Linked DNA regions of Homo sapiens: region 1 is linked to region 2. A link is an interaction called in ENCODE POLR2A ChIA-PET data of the cell type or tissue named here. Cell type or tissue: GM12878. All regions are shown on one strand. Links, peaks and the distances in the headings refer to the core of each region. The heading gives the core; the rest is flanking DNA. Region 1 overlaps INSR (insulin receptor). Region 2 overlaps INSR (insulin receptor).

Region 1 (8,788 bases), core at 4-2,503, 54 kb after region 2:
GTGTGATAGTGCATGCCTGTAATCCCAGCTACTTGGGAGGCTGAGGCAGGAGAATAGCTTGAACCTGGGAGGCAGAGGTTGCAGTGAGCCAAGATCACACTACTGCACTCCAGCCTGGGTGACAGAGTGAGACTCTGTCCAAAAAAAAAAAAAGAAAAGAAAAGGAAAAACTTAAGGATTTTTTAAAAATCAAATAAAAACAAATAAAAAACAAATAAAAGTATATCTGGCAAAACCTCGGGAAAAAAGAACTTGGAATGTGCCTAAAGGTCCATCCAGCCAAAAATTGTAAAAGCTTTTTTATAGTCATTCTTGAGAAACAAAAGTGGGAGCAGCCCAACCTTGGTGCCCATCCTCCAAGGGTACAGGCTGGAATTTTTGCTAAATTTGCTGTTTGGGCTGCATTGTGAGTAGAGTTTGGCATGCATAAAATGAACATTCCCTCTTAGTCCCGGTTGTCCATCCTAATTTCTGGGATGGACTCCATCTCAGTATATTCCAGTATATTCCAACCTTCTCCTTGAGGTCCTAGAAACTCTATTAGCAAAACAGCAGAAACTCAAACTAGCTAGATCAAGATTGACTCATAGGCAGGAGGTCTGTGGAAGACCCAGATTCTTTCCATCTTTGTGCTCCTCATGGTCACAAGATGGCTGCCTCAGCCCCAGCCTCACATCTGTAGAACAGACAGCAAATGGGGAAAGGGACAAAAGGACATGTTAATCAACATGAGCTGGTAAGTGACTTGAGAAGGTGGTCTAAACAATATAGTTTAGACTATATTATCTGTACTCCAGCCTAGGCACCAGAGTGAGAATCCATCTCAATAAAACAAACAAACAAACAAACAAAAACCTTCAATGGCTCCTTTCTCCTTATTAAGGATGGCCACATGTTCTTGGTCTTGGTCTGGCATGCAATATACTAGAGGGTCTGGTCCATTGCAACTACAGCTATTTCCTGTCACCTATTGGCCAAAACAGGCTACTTTGCTCTTCCCTGAACTCAGCTTAGGTGCCTCTGTGTTATCAGTATTTCCCCTATTTGCAGAAATTGGTTTCTGCAAAACCTATTCCTCAGTCCATCACAGACTCACCACCCCTCTTCAAGACTGAGCTGAGCCTCCTTCCTGGCCATGAAAACTTCCTCAACTTCCTCTGTTATCCACATTCAACAAATATGTGTTGAGTATGTGCCAAGCAAGTGGAGAGGATTAGGCACGTAGCACTGAACAAGATCAACTCCGAGCATGGCCACACCATCTTGGAGTTGTAGAAGACCAGCCGTTGAATGACTAGATGTGTGTGTTTTTTCCATAGGAACTACTCCTTCTATGCCTTGGACAACCAGAACCTAAGGCAGCTCTGGGACTGGAGCAAACACAACCTCACCATCACTCAGGGGAAACTCTTCTTCCACTATAACCCCAAACTCTGCTTGTCAGAAATCCACAAGATGGAAGAAGTTTCAGGAACCAAGGGGCGCCAGGAGAGAAACGACATTGCCCTGAAGACCAATGGGGACCAGGCATCCTGTAAGTCACTGGTCCCCAACCTTTTTGGCATGAGGGACCGGTGTAGTGGAAGATGGTTTTTCCATGGACTGGTGGTGGGTGGGGATGGTTTCAGCATGATTCAAGTGCATTACATTTACTATGCACTTTATTCCTATTATGATTACATTGTAATATATAATGAAAGAATTGTACAACTCACCATCATGTAGAATCAATGGGAACCCTGAGCTTGTGTTCCTGCAACTAGATGGTCCCAGCTGGGGGTGATGGGAGACAGTGACAGATCATCAGGCATTAGATTTTCATAAGGAGTGTGCAGTCTAGGTACCTCATGTACACAGTTCACAATAGGGTTCACACCCCTGTGAGAATCTAATGCCGCCGCTAATCTGACAGGAGGCAGAACTCAGGTGGTCATGCAAGCGATGGGGAGTGACTGTAAATACAGATGAAGCTTCACTTGCTCACCTATCACTCACCTCCTGCTGTACAGCCCTGTTCGTAACAGGCCATGGATAAGTACTGGTCTGTGGCCCAGGGGCTGGGGACCCCTGCTGTAAGTGGTCCACAAACCAGATAATGTGGCTGTCCTCTCTCATCCATCACAGTCACCCCCAGGGGGTATTACTTCCCTCTAACAACTCACTGTGTGATAGGCTTTCTTACTGAGGGCAGATTCTGCACATTTATTAATATTATCACTATGCTTACTGTGCCATATAGTACCGGATACGGGATGAAGTCATACAAGCACTGAATGAATGGATGAATGAATGATGGATGAATGGATGACACCTTCTTATATGTGTATCAGGCTGATGCTGAAGACTTCAAAGTTGAGTAAAATACCTATGTCAGTCTGCATCTCCTGGGAAGTGACTGCCAAGTTGAAGTTAGGAGTGCAGAAAATGTATTGAGGGTAATATTCATAAAATATGAAACAGAGGAAGAGCTTCTTTTTTTTTTTTTTTTTTTTTTGGGACAGAGTCTTGCTCTGTCACCCAGGGCTGGAGTGCAGTGGCGTGATCTTGCCTCACTGCAACCTCCTTCCCCTGGGTTCAGGTAATTATCTCGCCTCAGCCTCCAGAATAGCTGGGATTACAGGCACATGCCACCAAGCCCGGCTAATTTTTTTTTTTGTATTTTTAGTAGAGACAGGGTTTTGCCATGTTGGCCAGGGTGGTCTTGAACTCCTGACCTCAGGTGATCCTCCCGCCTCGGCCTCCCAAAGTGCTGAGATTACAGGTGTGAGTCACCACGCTCAGCCATGAAGAGCCTTTTGACAATAGCGTGTGTCTGACCTCTGTGAACAGAGAGCGGGAAGGAGGGAGGATAGGGCTGGGAGAGTCTCAGATGGTGATGCATCCCTGAGTCTTGGCCAAACCCAGAAAGAGATCAAGGCCACGGTTGTCTGCAGGGAAGTTCTGCATTGCAAAGGGACGGCCAGGCATCTACCAAGCTCAGTCATAGGTGGGGGCTGTCCAGGGAGAGTCAGGTTTTGGCTGGAATGCTACAGCAGGTCCTGCAGTTTCTGCAGCTGCAGGCTGCCTGCTGACTGCACTTCCCTGACAGATTCTAAACAGTGAGCTGCCAAGGGCTTCTGGGATACCTTCATGGGGAGTTAGTTACTTATGTCAAAATGTAGTGCAAGGGCTGGGCATGGTGGCTCACGCCTGGAATCCCAGCACTCTGGGAGGCCGAGGCAGGCAGATCACTTGAGGTCAGGAGTTCGAGACCAGCCTGGCCAATGTGGTGAAACTCCATCTCTACTAAAAAAAAAAAATACAAAAACTAGCTGGACGTGGTGGTGGGTGCCTGTAATCCCAGCTACTTGAGAGGCTGAGGCATGAGAATTGCTTAAACCCGGTAGGTGGACTGCACTCCAGCCTTGGTGACAGAGCAAGACTGTCTCAAAAAAAATGTAGTGCAAGGAGAGAGAGCGAGGTTGGGGTGAGGTTTAGGAGAGGGTTTGTCTTCTAGGCAGAGAGAATTACTTAGATGCGTCTCTCCGATGTCTAATGATCTGCAGGGTCTCTAAACTCACTTGGCATAGGTTTATTTGCACTGGAGTTGCACCTCCTTCCAGGTCAGTCTTACAAGTCCATATGCGAGACAACGTTGTGTCAGGACAAACATCACCCTTGGAAATCCCTTCCTCCAATAACTATTGGCCGGTTGTCCTTCTTGCGCGGGTACAGACTGCGCTTATTCAGTTGACTGTCTGGCTGAGTCAAGTCATTGGCTTACGTGAGTGTGAGTGGCCAAGTTGCAAAACTGGCTCTTACCTTTGAATCTTCCCCCATTCATACTCAGCCAGGCACATGGGGAGGAGACCCTTAAGGGAATAGCAGCGTCACCTCTGCCTTCTCACGGTCCCTCCAGGAAGTGTGGGGGTCCCAGGCTTTGGTCTGAAACTACACTGAAATAGCTCATTTTTGCCTTTTGTTTTAACTTTTCCAGGTGAAAATGAGTTACTTAAATTTTCTTACATTCGGACATCTTTTGACAAGATCTTGCTGAGATGGGAGCCGTACTGGCCCCCCGACTTCCGAGACCTCTTGGGGTTCATGCTGTTCTACAAAGAGGCGTAAGTAGAAGAGTTAGAGAGACGCTGAGGAGGCGAGGGCTGGCTGGCTCTGTGCTTGCTACGTTTGTGCTCCAATCTGCCCCTCTTGGGTTCCTGTCTATCTCCCTCCTCCTCCTGGAATAAATATCTTAGGTTCCTTTTTACAATCTCACCAGTCGATGGCATGCAAAGTCAATAGTGTCTGCTTTTATCAAATGCCTAAAATGGAAGCAGACAGCTTTCCCATAGAAGCCCGGACTGGCCAGTTTCCTGGGGCAATATTCTATTTTGCCTTGCCTGTGTATGTCTCATCAGACATCCTTAGTAGTCAGGAGCTCAGTCTACTAAGTGGATGTTATCAAATGTATTGCTTATCTATTTTTCTTTTTTATCCCCAATTTTTTTTTTTTTTTTGAGACAGAGTCTTGCTCTGTTGCCCAGGGTACAGTGCAGTGGCAGATCTTGGCTCACTGCAACCTCTGCCTCCCGGGTTCAAGCAGTTCTCCTGCCTCAGTCTCTTGAGTAGCTGAGATTATGGGCATACACCATCACACGTAGCTAATTTGTGTATTTTTGATAGAGACGGGTTTTGCCATGTTGGCCAGGCTGGTCTCAAACTCCTGACCTCAGGTGATCTGCCCACCTTGGCCTCCCAAAGTGCTGGGATTACAGGCATGAGCCACCGCACCTGACCAGTAGTAATATTAATAATAGTTCTAGCCCTCAAGATTTACCTTGTGCCTTGCTGAGCACTGACACACAGTCTAATCTTATCAGTAACTTGTGAGGGAGCTCCTGCTATTACTATTATTACAGATTGAGTATCCCTAATCTGAAAATCTGAAATTTATAATGCTCCAAAATCCAAAGCTTTTTGTGGGCCGACTTGATACTCAAAGGAGATGCTTATTGGAGCATTTCAGATTTCAGATTTTTAGATTAGAGATGCTGAACCAGTACAATGCAAATTAACTAGTAAAATGCAAATATTTCAAAACCCCAAAATATCCAAAATCCAAAACACTTCTGGTCCCAAGCATTTATTTATTTATTTATTTATTTATGTTTTTGAAACAGAGTCTCCCTTTGTCGCCCAGGCTGGAGTGCAGTGGTGCGATCTCAGCTGATGCTACCTCTGCCTCCCGGGTTCAAGCAATTCTCCTGCCTCAACCTCCTGAATAGCTGGGATTACAAGCATCTGCCACCATGCCCAGATAATTTTTGTATTTTTAGTAGAGACGGGGTTTCACCATGTTGGCCAGGCTGGTCTCGAACTCCTGACTTCTGGTGATCCGCCATTCTCGGCCTCCCAAAGTGCTGGGATTACAGGCGTGAGCCACTGCACTTGGCCAAGTCTCAAGTGTTTTGAATAAGGGATGCCCAAGCTGTGTTTTTTCATTGAGATGTCAGGGTTGACAGTTCCTTTCTCTTTGGCTGTTCCCGAGTTATTTTTTCTTGTGGCATTAGATTGTTGGGTGAGTAACATGTGACCCTATGGGATGTAACTTCCCAGGCCTCATCTGCACGGCACTCAGTGTGACGGTCTTGTAAGGGTAACTGCCTTCTGCTGTTTTGTCTTGAAAGCCCTTATCAGAATGTGACGGAGTTCGACGGGCAGGATGCGTGTGGTTCCAACAGTTGGACGGTGGTAGACATTGACCCACCCCTGAGGTCCAACGACCCCAAATCACAGAACCACCCAGGGTGGCTGATGCGGGGTCTCAAGCCCTGGACCCAGTATGCCATCTTTGTGAAGACCCTGGTCACCTTTTCGGATGAACGCCGGACCTATGGGGCCAAGAGTGACATCATTTATGTCCAGACAGATGCCACCAGTGAGTGTGTCTTGGGAATGTGAATTCGTATGTGAATCAGACCTCTTGCTTTTAATAGGCTGATGCAGTGAGGTTGTATAAAATGCTCCTTGATATGGTTATTGGCTTTTTTTTTTTTTTTAGACAGGGTCTTACTTTGTCACCCAGGCTAGAGTGCAATGCAGTGGGGTGATCATGGCTCACTGCAGCCTCAAACTCCTGGGCTCAAGCAATCCTTCTGCCTCAGCCTCCTAAGTAGAAGGAACTACCAGAGTATACCACCATGTGTGGCTTTTTTTTTTTTTTTTCTTTGAGATGAAGTCTCACTCTGTCACCCGGACTGGAGTGCAATGGCATGATCTCGGCTCACTGCAACCTCCGCCTCCCAGGTTCAAGTAATTCTCCCACCTCAGCCTCCTGAGTAGCTGGGACTACAGGCATGCACCACTATACCCAGCTAATTTTTGTATTTCTTGTAGAGACAGAACGTTGCTGTGTTACCCAGGCTGGTCTTGAACCCCTGGCCTCAAGTGATCCTCCTGCCTCGGCCTCCCAAAGTCCTGGGATTAGAAGTGTGAGCCACCTTGCCCAGTCAGTTATTGGCTTTTAAAGGAGCTGGGTATTGAGGCTTATAGTTTCAGACGAGGCAGTAGCAACAAGCCACTTGATGGGAATATTTATATTTTTCATCCTATTATGAAAAATTGTCAAATATTCACAACACAGAACAAAACCCCATAGTTAGCCGCCTCCCAGCTTCAGCCTTTGGTCATTTTTGTTTCATCTCGACGCCTGTTCCCTCTTCCCACTTGTTACTTCTTTTTGTTTTGTTGTTTGTTTTGGCCTGGAGTATTTCACAGCAATTTAATTATGTTTGTTTGTTTGAGATGGAGTCTCACTCTGTCACCCAGGCTGGAGTGCAGTGGCGCCATCTGGACTCACTGCAACCTCCACCTCCCAGGTTCAAGTGATTCTCCTGCCTCAGCCTCCCAAGTTGCTGGGATTACAGCACACTTGGCTAATTTTTGTTTTGTTTTGTTTTGTTTTTTGAGACAGAGTCTCACTCTGTCACTGAGGCTGGAGTGCAGTGGTGTGATCTCAGCTCACTGTAACCTCCCCGTCCCAGTTCAAGTGATTCTCCTGCCTCAGTCTCCCAAGTAGCTGCAACTACAGGCGTGCCACCACGCCCAGCTAATTTTTGTATTTTTAGTAGAGATGGGATTTCACCATGTTGGCCAGGATGGTCTCAATCTCTTGACCTGCAATCTGCCCACCTTGGCCTCCCAAAGTGCTGGGATTACAGGCATAAGCCACCATGCCAGCCTTTTTTTTTTTTTTTTTTTTTTTTGAGATGGAGTTTCGCTCTTGTTGCCTAGGCTGGAGTGCAATGGCCCTATCTCAGCTCACTGCAACCTCTGCCTCCCGGGTTCAAGCGATTCTCCTGCCTCAGCCTCCCGAGTAACTGGGATTACATGCATGCACCACCACGATTGGCGAATTTTTTTTTTTTTTTTTTTTTTGTAGAGACAAGGTTTCTCCATGTTGGTCAGGCTGGTCTCGAACTCCGAGCCTCAGGTGATCCGCCTGCCTCGGCTTCCCAAAGTGCTGGGATTACAGGCATGAGCCACCGCGCCCAGCCATTTTTGTATTTTTAATAGAGATGGGGCTTCACCATGTTGGCCAGGCTGCTCTGGAACTCCTGACCTCAAATGATCCGCCCACCTTGGCCTCCCAAAGTGCTGGGATTACAGGCATGAGCCACTGGGCCCGGCCTAATTATATTTTTGTAAAACCTAAGTGCTTCTCTTATAGCAGTAGTTCCCAAAGGAGGTTAACTGCTCTGCCAGGGAACAGCTGCCAATCAATGTCTGGAGACATTTTTGGTTGTTACAGCTGTGGAGATGAAACCACTGGCATTTCGTGGGCGGAAGCCAGAGAGGCTGTTCCATGTCCTGCAACACACAGGATGCACCCTCCTTCATGACAAAGAATTATCCAGTCCTAAAAGCCAATAGTACTAAGGGTGAGAAACCCCGTCCTGTAGGCTCAAATTCAAGCTTTTTTTTTTTTTTTTTTTTTTTTAACGGAGTTTCACTCTTGTCTCTCAGGCTGGAGTTCAATGGCGCATTCTCAGCTCACTGCAACCTCTGCCCAGGTTCAAGATTCTCCTGCCTCAGCCTCCCAGGAAGCTGAGATTACAGGCGCCCACCACCATGTCCAGCTAATTTTTTTTTTTTTTTTTTTTTTTTAGTAGAGATAGGGTTTCACCATGTTGGCCAGGTGTAGTCTCGAACTCCTGATCTCAGGTGATTCAGATGATTCGCCCACCTCGGCCTTCTAAAGTGCTGGGATTACAGGCATGAGCCACTGTGCCTGGCCTCGAATTCAAACTTTATAAATCAACCCTATCTTCTTCAGTTAATCCCCGCTCATTCATCCTGTATCTTTTAGTGACACCAAAAGACTTACAGTTTTCAGAAACTTCTAGCTCCCAGGTGTTTGGACTCCCTCCCCATCCCCAGCTCCCTCGGCCACCTCCGTTACTTTGGGTTTTTTGGGTTTTGTTTGGTTGGTTGGTGGTGGTTTTTTTTTTCTTTTTTGTTTTGTTTTGTTTTGAGACGGACTCTTGCTCTGTCACCCAGGCTGGAGTGCAGTGGCGCAATCTCGGCTCACTGCAAGCTCCGCCTCCCAGGTTCACGCCATTCTCCTGCCTCAGCCTCCCAAGTAGCTGGGACTACAGGCGCCCACCACCACACCTGGCTAATTTTTTGTATTTTTAGTAGAGACGGGGTTTCACTGTGTTAACCAGGATGGTCTCGATCTCCTGACCTCGTGATCCGCCTGCCTTGGCCGCCCAAAATGCTGGGATGGGTGCCCTCATGATGTCTTTAA
Region 2 (9,995 bases), core at 4,413-6,912:
ACAGTCTGACCTAATCTCTCCTAGAGGAGGCCTTGAGCTAATATTTTTTATTTTTTTTTTATTTTTGAGATGGAGTCTCACTGTCACCCAGGCTGGAGTGCAGTGGTGCAATCTCAGTCCACTGCAATCTCCGCCTCTCGGATTCAAGCGATTCTCCCTGCCTCAGCCTCCCAAGTAGCTGGGATTGCAGATGCCCGCCACCACACCCGGCTAATTTTTGTATTTTTAGTCGAGATGGGGTTTCACCATGTTGGCCAGGCTGGTCTCGAACTCCTGACCTCAGGTGATCCACCTGCCTTGGCCTCCCAAAGTGCTGGGATGACAGGCATGAAGCACCTCACCCAGCCAAGGTAATATTTCTGAAAGGTGGAGTACCATGCTATGAGCTAGACACTTGGTGTGGTTTATCCTGTCATCGCCTCAGTGACCTCACCAGGTGGACACTGTTAGGATTCCTAATTTGCAGAGGGAGAAGTTGAGGCTGACAGAAAGGTCAGCACTGTGCTCAAAGTGATCCAGCTGCTACCAAGATGAACTGCAGGCTTTGCTCTGAGCTCACAGCCTGACCTCAGTCTAGAGCTGGGAATCTTTCTCTCCCTCATTGCTACACCTGATCAATTACTGAGTCCCATCCCTTTAACTGCTTACATGGCCTTCAAATCCATCTTCCCTACCTAAGCTGCCCATTCATTGACCTGTGCCTTCTGTCCATCTGCTGAGAGCCAGGTGCTGTGCGAGCCTCTGAGAATGTGGCCGAGAACAATATGGATAAAAGTTCTGAGCCGGGTACGCTGACTCATGTCTGTAAACCCAGTGTTTTGGGAGGTTGAGGCAGAAGACTTCCTTGAAGCCAGGAGTTTGAGGCCGGCCTGGACAACACAGCAAGACCCCATCTTTACAAAAACAAAAACAAACAAACAAAAAAAAGAAAAAGAAAAATTAGCTGAGCATGGTGGCACTGACTTGTGGTCTCAGCTACTTGGGAGGCTGAGGTGGGAGCATCACTTGACTCCAGGAGTTCGAGGCTGCAGTGAGCCATGACTGTGCCACTGCACTCCAGCCTGGGCAATAGAGCAAGACCCTGTCTCAAAAAAAAAAAAAAAAAAAAAAAGACTGTAAATGTATCCTCCAGAGTAATTCTTCTTTTTCATTTTTCAAAAGCATCCTTGCTTTGTTTATGCTTCCAAAAGTTTAAAAACTGTAGCTAAGTTCCAAGAAAGAAAAAGGGAAGCAAAGGAAAAGGAAAACACAGACCCAGAGGCCCTTTATGGGGTTGATTGTATGTGAAGTCCATAAATTGATGGAGAGAAGGAGCACCTTGGCAGTATTTACTTGTACTCTCCTATGTCATGGATTTCCTCTCCATTTTCCCAAGGGTTCTTTCCTGTTCTTAGAAATGTTTTGTGATTTTGCTTCAGACACAGTTTGTCTACTTCTTGTAAGCATTGTTCTTAGATTGCTGGCTTTATATCTATCACTCCCTTGCTCATCTGCCCATCCATCTATCCATCCATCCATCCATCCATCCATCCATCCATCTATCCATCCATCCATCCATCCATCCATCCATCATCCCTCCATCCACTTGCTCATCTGCCCATCCATCCATCCATCTATCCATTCATCCAGTCCATTCACCACCCACCATCTATTATCCATCCATCCATCCATCCATTCATCCACTCACCCATTCATCCATCATCCATCCACTCACCCATCCATTCATTCAGTCACCCTTCATCCATTCACTCACCCATCCATCCATCCACTCATCCAATCACCCATCCATCCATACATCCACTCATCCATTCATCCATCCATACATCCACTCATCCATTCATCCATCCATCCACCCACCCAGACGTCCATCCATCCATCCATCCATCCATCCTTCTGTCTACTCTGCCAACAATCCACACACCTGTCCCTCCATCCCTTCCAACCACTCACCCAGCAATCTTCTCATCCATCTATCCACCCATGCATACATCCACTTATTCATTCATCCATCCCTCCACCCACCCATTCATCCACCCATCCATGTGTCCATTCATCTCTCCATCTATCCGTGTGTCTATCATCTAATATAAGGGAGATGTTTTGAAGTATTAAAAGTGATTATTTTGTAGCATAGGGGACAGGGATTGTGTTTTCTTTACTTACTGCTACCTTATTAAATGCTTACTAGTTCTAAAAGCCCTGCAATTGATTCCCTTCAATTTTCCAACTCTATAATTGCAGCATCTGCAGATAATGATGACTTCTTGCCTTTTGCCAATAATTAGACCAGTTATTGCTGTTAACCTTGTTATGGCAGGAACTTCCAGAACAGTGTTCAGTGACGCAGCTGAATATGGTCAGCCCAGTCTCATTTCTGATTTGAGTGGAATGCCTCAATTGTTTTACTGCAGAGGATAATTATATAATTGTTAATACTCTTGACCTTCCTGTCTTTAGCCTCACTGAGTAAATGGGGTGTGATCATGAAATCTTGATTGTCTCATAGATGCAAGAGACATAAACGACATTTGTCTGTGTATAATGACAGCAGATTTATTTTGCTAAGCTGTTAAGCTGTTAAAATAAGCCTTTAAGCCCCCGCCTCAATTTTCCAGCAGAGTGGAATGTTATTTTGTTGCTTCTGGCCAAGTGTCGATATTCATTTTAGGGCAGGTCTTCATGGAAAGTCTGCTGGACTATAGGTCTGGATACTTGCCGGACCCTGTGTCATCACTAAAGTTAGGGTGCGTTTCAGAACCACCCTGTACCACAGTGAAGAGGGACAAATGGCCTTAGGGAGCAGGACCCATGGGGGCCCTCTGGGGCTGTTTCTTGTGCCCTGAGAGAGGCCCTAGATTTGGGACAGTCTGATTTACCTCCCCTCCCTTTTTTTTTTCTGGGTGATGCTACCCTGGTTTCTGTGTTGAAATATGACCCTAGTGTGAAGGTCGCGGTCTCAGACCATCTTGTTTCTGGTATGTTAAGAAACAGAAAAACACCTTTTAGGACACAATGTTAACCATTGAGGATACATATCAGTGTTCTGGAAAAACAAAAACAAAAACAAAACAATCTGTACCGCGACTGTGGTTTTCATCAGGGTGGGCTGCCTTTCCGATCCATAACCCTGTGTGGCTTGATGGAGAACATGTTTTGTAACTTGCAAGGGCATCTGCAATAGCCGGGTCCTCTTGGTGAAAGGGGAGGACCCACATTAGGTCTAAGCTGGCTGGAGTCGATGCAAAACTCTCACATGCTTTGGAAAAAGCACGTGATCTTTCGACGAGAATGCAAATGTTGACCGGGTGCAGTGGCTCATGCCTGTATTTGCAGCATTTGGGGAGACTGAGGCAAGCGGATCGCTTGAGTCCAGAAGTTTGAGACCAGCCTGGGCAACTTGGTGAAACCCCATCTCTACAAAAAATACAAAAATTAACCAGGTGTGGTAGTGCATGCCTGTAGTCCCAGCTACTTGAGAGGCTGAGTTGAGAGGATTGCTTGAGCTCAGGAGGTTGAGGCTGCGGTGAGCTGTGATCACGCCACTGCACTCCAGCCTGGGCAACAGAGCCAGACCCTGTCTTTAAAAAAAAAAAAAGAATGCAAATGTTTGCTTGATTATTCAGCTGGTATTTGACACACAGTTCTTTGTTCCAGAGGGACTGTCCAGCAACAAATAGTGAATTCGTTAATTTTTCACACCAAACCTATTGAAAATAACCAGAAAAGGTATATGCTGGAAAACTCAGTGTTCTAGAAACATTCATGTTTGCCATCCCAAGAGCAAAAGTCATGGAATGCCTGATGCTTAGTGTTAAGAGGAAGGAATTCCACACAGCCTGTGGCTAGCTTTTCTTATTTCATTGGTGTCCAAGACAAGATTTGAACTGTTTACTAAAGGAAATTAGCATCATAAGTCTCCTCTGGCATATATTTCCAGCATCCAAGTGGAGCTGCTGAGATCTTGCTCAAGAGTAGCAAAATTGGCAGGAGGAGGAGGGCATTAGTTTTTACATCAGCTTAAAGAATTTTTTTTATCAGCCATTTTTGCAATTTGGAAACCTGTTTGGAGTAGGGGTATATGGAGATGAAATTGGGCTGTTTCTAGGATTCACCTCCTCCTTCAGGCATTTTTTTTTTTTTTTTGGAAACAGGGTCTGGCTCTGTTGCCCAGGCTGGTGTGCAGTGGCGTGATCATGGCTTACTGTAGCCTTGACCTCTTGGGCTCAAGCAATCCTCCCACTTCAGCTTCCCGAGTAGCTGGGACCACAGGTGTACACCATCGCACCTGGCTAATTTTTATATATTTTTTGTAGAGATGGGGTCTCACTATGTTGCCAGGGATGGTCTTGACCTCTCAGGCTCAAGCAACTCTCCTGCCTCGGCCTCCCAAATTGCTGGGATTACAGGCAGGAGCCACTGCAGTTGGTACTTAGAGTTGTTTTTTTTTTTTTTTTTTTTCCCTTGAGACGGAGTCTCACTCTGTTGCCAGGCTGGAGTGCAGTGGTGCGATCTTGGCTCACTGCAACCTCCACCTCCTAGGTTCAAACCATTCTCCTGCCTCAGCCTCCTGAGTAGCTGGGACTACAGGCACACGCCACCATGCCCAGCTAATTTTTTTTTGTATTTTTAGTAGAGATGTGGTTTCACCATGTTGGCCAGGATGGTCTCGATCTCTTGACCTCGTGATCCTCCCACCTCGGCCTCCCAAAGTGCTGGGATTACAGGCGTGAGGCACCACACTAGGCCGATCCTCAGACATTTTTAATTTTCCTTTTTTAGTGTTACAGCCAGCCATTTGAAAAATGAGACTTCCCCCTAACCTTGTGTCAAACTCAGAGACGTTGTCATCTTGGCTTTGATGTGGTGGAGGAGAGGGGCTTCTCATTCCGGGACGGGGTTTCTCCACCTGGGGCCTGCGGATACTGGGGCTGGATTGTTCTCTGGGGTGGGGCCGTCCTGGGCACTGAGGGTGCTAGCAGCATCCCTGGCTTCCACCCATTCCATGCCTGGAGCGCCGCCCCCGAGGCATGGCAAACACAAATGTCTCCAGACACTGCCAGGTGTCTCCTGGTGGGCAGAATCGCCTCCATTTGAGGACCCCTGGACCAGGGTGCTGGAATGGGGGTGAGGGGCACTCTGCAATTATTCTCTGCTCTTTTTTTGAGGGGGGGGAAATGGAAACCAAGAGCCCATCATCAGCCTCGTGGCTCTGTGGTTTGACACTGCCATGCTACCGACAAAAACCACGTCCCTAGACTTGGGGGACCAAGGAATCTGGAGGAATATGATGATAGTCATTTAATGAAGGTGGGTTTATGTATTACTCAAGTGCTGGGCTGGGGAGTCAGGACATAGCCACAGGGAAGAAAACAGAAAGGTCCTTCCCTCTTGGAAGCCCCTCTTGAAACACCTAATTGGTGACATGGTACACTGGAGAATCAGAGAGTGTCACTCAAGCATTTTGGCTTGGTGGTGGGGCGGGGGTGGCGGGTCAGGCACTCAAGCACCCCTAAGCTGATCTGGAGAAAGTGTCGGGGAAGGGGAACATTAGCGTTTCTCCCTGAGGAATCATCTTACACCTATAACGGCAACTGGCCCACAGTAACATTGATGGAGCAAGTGTCTTCTTGTGGCTCGGCCGCTCAATAGCTGTGTGACCATGGGCAGGTTACTGAACCTCTCTGTGCCTCAGTCTTCTCCTCTGTAAAATGGGAACATCTAGGATTGTTGGGGGAAATAAATGGTTAATAATTGGAATAGTGCTGGGTGCATAGGAAACTCTAAGTGTTACACAGCATGTGGCCACAACCTCCCCTCTCCCCTCCTCTCTCCTCTTTGCTGCTGCCCTGCTGCCTTAATGGGATACTCCCCTCTCTGTCTCTGTCTGTCTGTCTGTCTGTCTGTCTCTCTCTCATCCCCTTTTCTTTCCTCTGTTCCCCCACCCCCACCTCTGATGCAGTTTGGACCAAGTTTTCTTCAGCCAGCTAATTTAGAGACAAGAACCTGGATATTTATTGGGCGTTTGGGGGACTTCCTTACAGCCCTAGGTCTCTGTGAAAAGGGCCCTGGATTATCTCTGCAAAAGCCCACCTGCTATTGGTTAGCCAGGACTGTCTCCACTTTCAGACACCAGCTTCATCCAAACACTCTTTGCTGTATTTATAACCACGGTGCATTTCCTCGGGACGCACATCTTACGGCTTCTTGGCCCCTTCGCCCAGGGTGCACTGCCTGGACCATCGCCCTCCGGCAGAGACAGTGTCTTTCTTTGTATGTTCTCCTTCCTCTGGTCGAGATGTGGCTTGGTCACCTGGAGTGGGGCCGTCGGCAAGTCGCCTGGGCTTCGTGGAGGCTCGCTGCCCCCATGGCGGAAAGCTCGGCCACACACCCTGATGTCTCGACACCTTTGAGTTGCCCATGAATGGGTTTTCAGAGCTTCCCGTGTTTACTTCGCTGCACGCCTCTGTTTGTGCTCTGGGGAAATTCTTGGCAGAGGAAAAGCCAATTGGAAAACAGCCCTGCTTGGTGTCAGGGCTTGAGGTTGAGGGAGAAAGACTGAAACGGAGATTTGCATGAGCTGGTTTGAGCATGTCACAAGACTTTGTCTTTAAAAAAAAAAAAAAAAAAATTGGCCTGGTGTGGTAGCTCACTCCTGTAATCCCAGCACTTTGGGAGGCTGAGGCAGGCGGATCACGAGGTCAAGAGATCGAGACCATCCTGGCCAACGTGGTGAAACCCCGTCTCTACTAAAAATACAAAAATTAGCTGGGTGTGGTGGTGTACGCCTGTAGTCCCAGCTACTGGAGGCTGAGGTGGGAGAACGGCTTGAACCCAAGAGGGAGAGGTTGCAGTGAGCCGAGATCATGCCACTGCACTCCAGCCTGGGTGGCAGAGCGAGACTGGTCTCAAAAAAAAAAAAAATTTTTTTTTGTTCCAGTCTATTCTGGTGGCTTAGAGGAGGGAAGATGGGAAATTTTGGGTTTAATAGAGTAATATCCATCAGGTTGAGGGCTTTGAAGCACCTGGGAATATCCATAAGTCACTACTGAGCACCAGCTGTATAGAGTTATTGAGCATGTATTGTCTCCCAGGCACATGGTCCTCACAACAATCTTTTCACAGAGCTAGGATTTGAACCCACAGTCTCTCTGGCTTCAGAACCCTAGCTTTTCTTGCTATACTCTGCCTTACAGAGGAAGGGAACTTTTGTACTGGGTTTTGAAGGGTGAATAGGAGTTCAATGAAGAAGCAGCACATTCTGTGCTAAATTTGGCTTCCTGATCCTCCTAGAATTGGCCAGAAGCCAATATCTGGAGGCCAAAATTGGGTCACTAGGGTGACCAACTCATCACAGGGCCCTGGATTATCTCTGCAAAAGCCCACCTGCTACTGGTTAGCCAGGACCATCACAGTGTGCCCAGGTAACCCTGCGTTTCACCCCAAAGCAGAATTTTACACCAGAGCCTGGACACCAGTTGAATTTTCTTTAACTCATTTCTGTCAATGGTTACCTCCAAAAATGCTCCCTTGTGTCTTTATGCTGGGCTTCTTTCTCTAGATACTTCCATTTCTTGGTTTGGGTGAAAATCAAATGAGGTAATTAATGCTTGTGACATGTAAAGTGTAGTGAGTGGCACATGGTAACCTCTTTAGTTTTAGCCAGTTGGTTTTTTTTGTTTGTTTGTCTTTGAGACAGAGTCTCACTCTGTCACCCACGCTGGAGTGCAGTGGCGCAGTCTCAGCTCACTGCAACCTCTGCCTCCCAGGTTCAAGCAATTCTCCTGCCTCAGCCTCCCGAGTAGCTGGGATTACAGGTGCACGCCACCACACTGGGCTAATTTTTGTATTGTTAGTAGAGATGGTGTTTTGCCATGCTGGCCAGGCTGGTCTCAAACTCCTGACCTCAGGTGATCCGCCCTCCTTAGTCTCCCAAAGTGCTGGCATTACAGGCATGAGCCACAGTGCCCAGACAGTTTTAGCCAGTTTTTCACTGGCCTCCCTCTTTGCCTTTTTTGCAAGGGAGCTGGCCTCCCTGTCCCTGGAGTAAGCAAACTTCCTTATACCTATAGCTTCCTCTAAGGAAGCGTAGTTACCTACAGCCTGGCCCTCCCCAAGGACACAGCTGTTTCCTCCACCAAGAGCAAGGAGTGGACATAATCACTGCCAAATAGGGAAGCCAGGCTGGACACCGTGGCTCATGCCTGTAATCCCAGCACTTTGGGAGGCCGAGGTGGGAGGATCACTTGAGGCCAGGGATTCAAGACCAACCTGGGCAATGTAGCAAGACCCTGTCTCTAAACAAATAAAAAAATTAGCCAGCTGTGGTGGCCCATGGCTGTAGTCCCAGCTACTCCAGAGGCTGAAGCAGGAGGATTGCTTGACCGCAGGAGTTTGATGCTGCAGTGAGCTACGGTCACACCACTGAACACCAGCCAGGACAACAGAGCAAGACCCTGTCTCTTAAAAAAACAAAAAAATAAGGAAGCCAGATGGGTGCTGGGTGTACGGGACACATGTCAAAAGTCAGACCTCTATCTGAGTAAGGAAACAGGTTCAGAGTCAGGATTAAAGACCAAGACAGCTTGAGGTCATCAGAGGCCAGGAATTTCCATACAGGCTGCGGTCCAAAGTGCCAAGCTGGGCTAGATAGATGTTGGGGAAGAGTCTCTGTCGCCCTCTTTCCTTCCCCGTTAATGCTATCAGCTGAGCATGGGTCACTCCTGATTTTTTTTTTTTTTTTTTTTACCGAGGACATAGGCTCAGAGTGTCTTCTAGCTTTCAACCCACCCCAGACTCTGACTTAGCCTTTCCCAAATGGTGCTGTGCAGAAAAATGAAAAAATTGCTAGGAGGATCATGTGCCTGGTGGATAGTACATGCTTGATAGCTGTAAACAGTTGGTGCTCAATATATCGTGGCTTGTGGATCTTCCCAGCTGCTTCAGAACCCCAAGCCTGCTGTATAATTGTACTTGATCCCGACAACAGCCCTGCCAGATGGGTGTTACTCTGATTCCTGTGTCCTGGTAAGTGGACGGGGGGCCTGGAGTAGCTGAATTGCCTAGAGAAGGGGACATAGCTAGAAAGGAAAAGTTGAAACCCAGTGTGATGCCAGAGTCCATGCAAACTTTATCCTGAAAGGAGGGATCTCTTTTTTTTTTTTTCTGAGATGGAATCTCACTCTGTAGCCCAGGCTGGAGTGCAGTGGTGTGATCTCGGCTCACTGCAACCTCCGCCTCTCAGGTTCAAGCGATTCTCCTGCCTCAGCGTCCCAAGTAGCTGGGATTACAGACGTGTGCCACCACAACCGGCTCATTTTTGTGTTTTTAGTAGGGACGGGGTTTCGCCGTGCTGGCCAGGCTGGTCTCGAACTCCTGACCTCAGGTGATCCGCCCGCCTCGGCCTCCCAAAGTGCTGGGATTACAGGCGTGGCCACTGCGCCCAGCCTTCTTCTTCTTCTTCTTCTTTCCTCCTCCTCCTCCTCCTCCTCCTCCTTTTTTTTGACAGAGTCTCACTCTATTGCCCAGGCTCGAGTGCAGTGGCACAATCTCAGCTCACTGCAACCTCTGCCTCCTGGGTTCAAGAGATTCTCCCACTTCAGCCTCCCGAGTAGCTGGGATTACAGGTGCGCAACACCACAGCCGGTTAATTTTTGTGTTTTTGGTAGAAACGGGGTCTCGCCACGTTGGCCAGGTTAGTCTCAAACTCCTCACCTCAAGTGATCCGCCCGCCTCAGCCTCCCAAAGTGCTGGGATTACAGGCGTGAGCCACTGCGCTCGGCCTGGTGAAGACCTTCTTGCCGGTGGGGACTCTGCAGAGTCCTGACAGGGAGCAGGGCATCACATGGCGAGGGAGCTGAGAGTGTCAGCTCAGGTCTCTCTTCCTCTTCTTATAAAACCACCAGTCCCACTCCTATGATAAACCATTAATCCATGAATGGATTAATCCACTTATGAGGACACAGCCCTTTTAATCACCTCTGAAAGGCCCCACCTCT

The links. Peaks named below come from ENCODE experiments on the same cell type or tissue, not always from the same donor. Only the 100,000 strongest peaks of a DNase experiment are listed, where the experiment ranks them.
Region 1: POLR2A ChIA-PET joins it to region 2 with 6 read pairs; 4 of 35 experiments call an interaction of 5 or more read pairs at or near these places.

What each region holds. Positions count from the first base shown.
Region 1 is chr19:7,163,283-7,172,070 of GRCh38, reverse strand. It overlaps INSR (insulin receptor), which reads left to right. Exons shown (of 22, transcript NM_000208.4): 6 at 1,320-1,534; 7 at 3,977-4,103; 8 at 5,667-5,917. Among named protein-coding and RNA genes, the nearest start is that of ZNF557, 98 kb to the right of the region's middle. In GM12878, for the core only: no CTCF peak of the experiment used is centred there; no DNase peak of the experiment used is centred there.
Region 2 is chr19:7,220,877-7,230,871 of GRCh38, reverse strand. All of the region lies in intron 2 of INSR (insulin receptor), which reads left to right. Among named protein-coding and RNA genes, the nearest start is that of INSR, 69 kb to the left of the region's middle. RefSeq lists a silencer at 8,508-8,708. In GM12878, for the core only: no CTCF peak of the experiment used is centred there; no DNase peak of the experiment used is centred there; H3K27ac peaks cover 445 bases.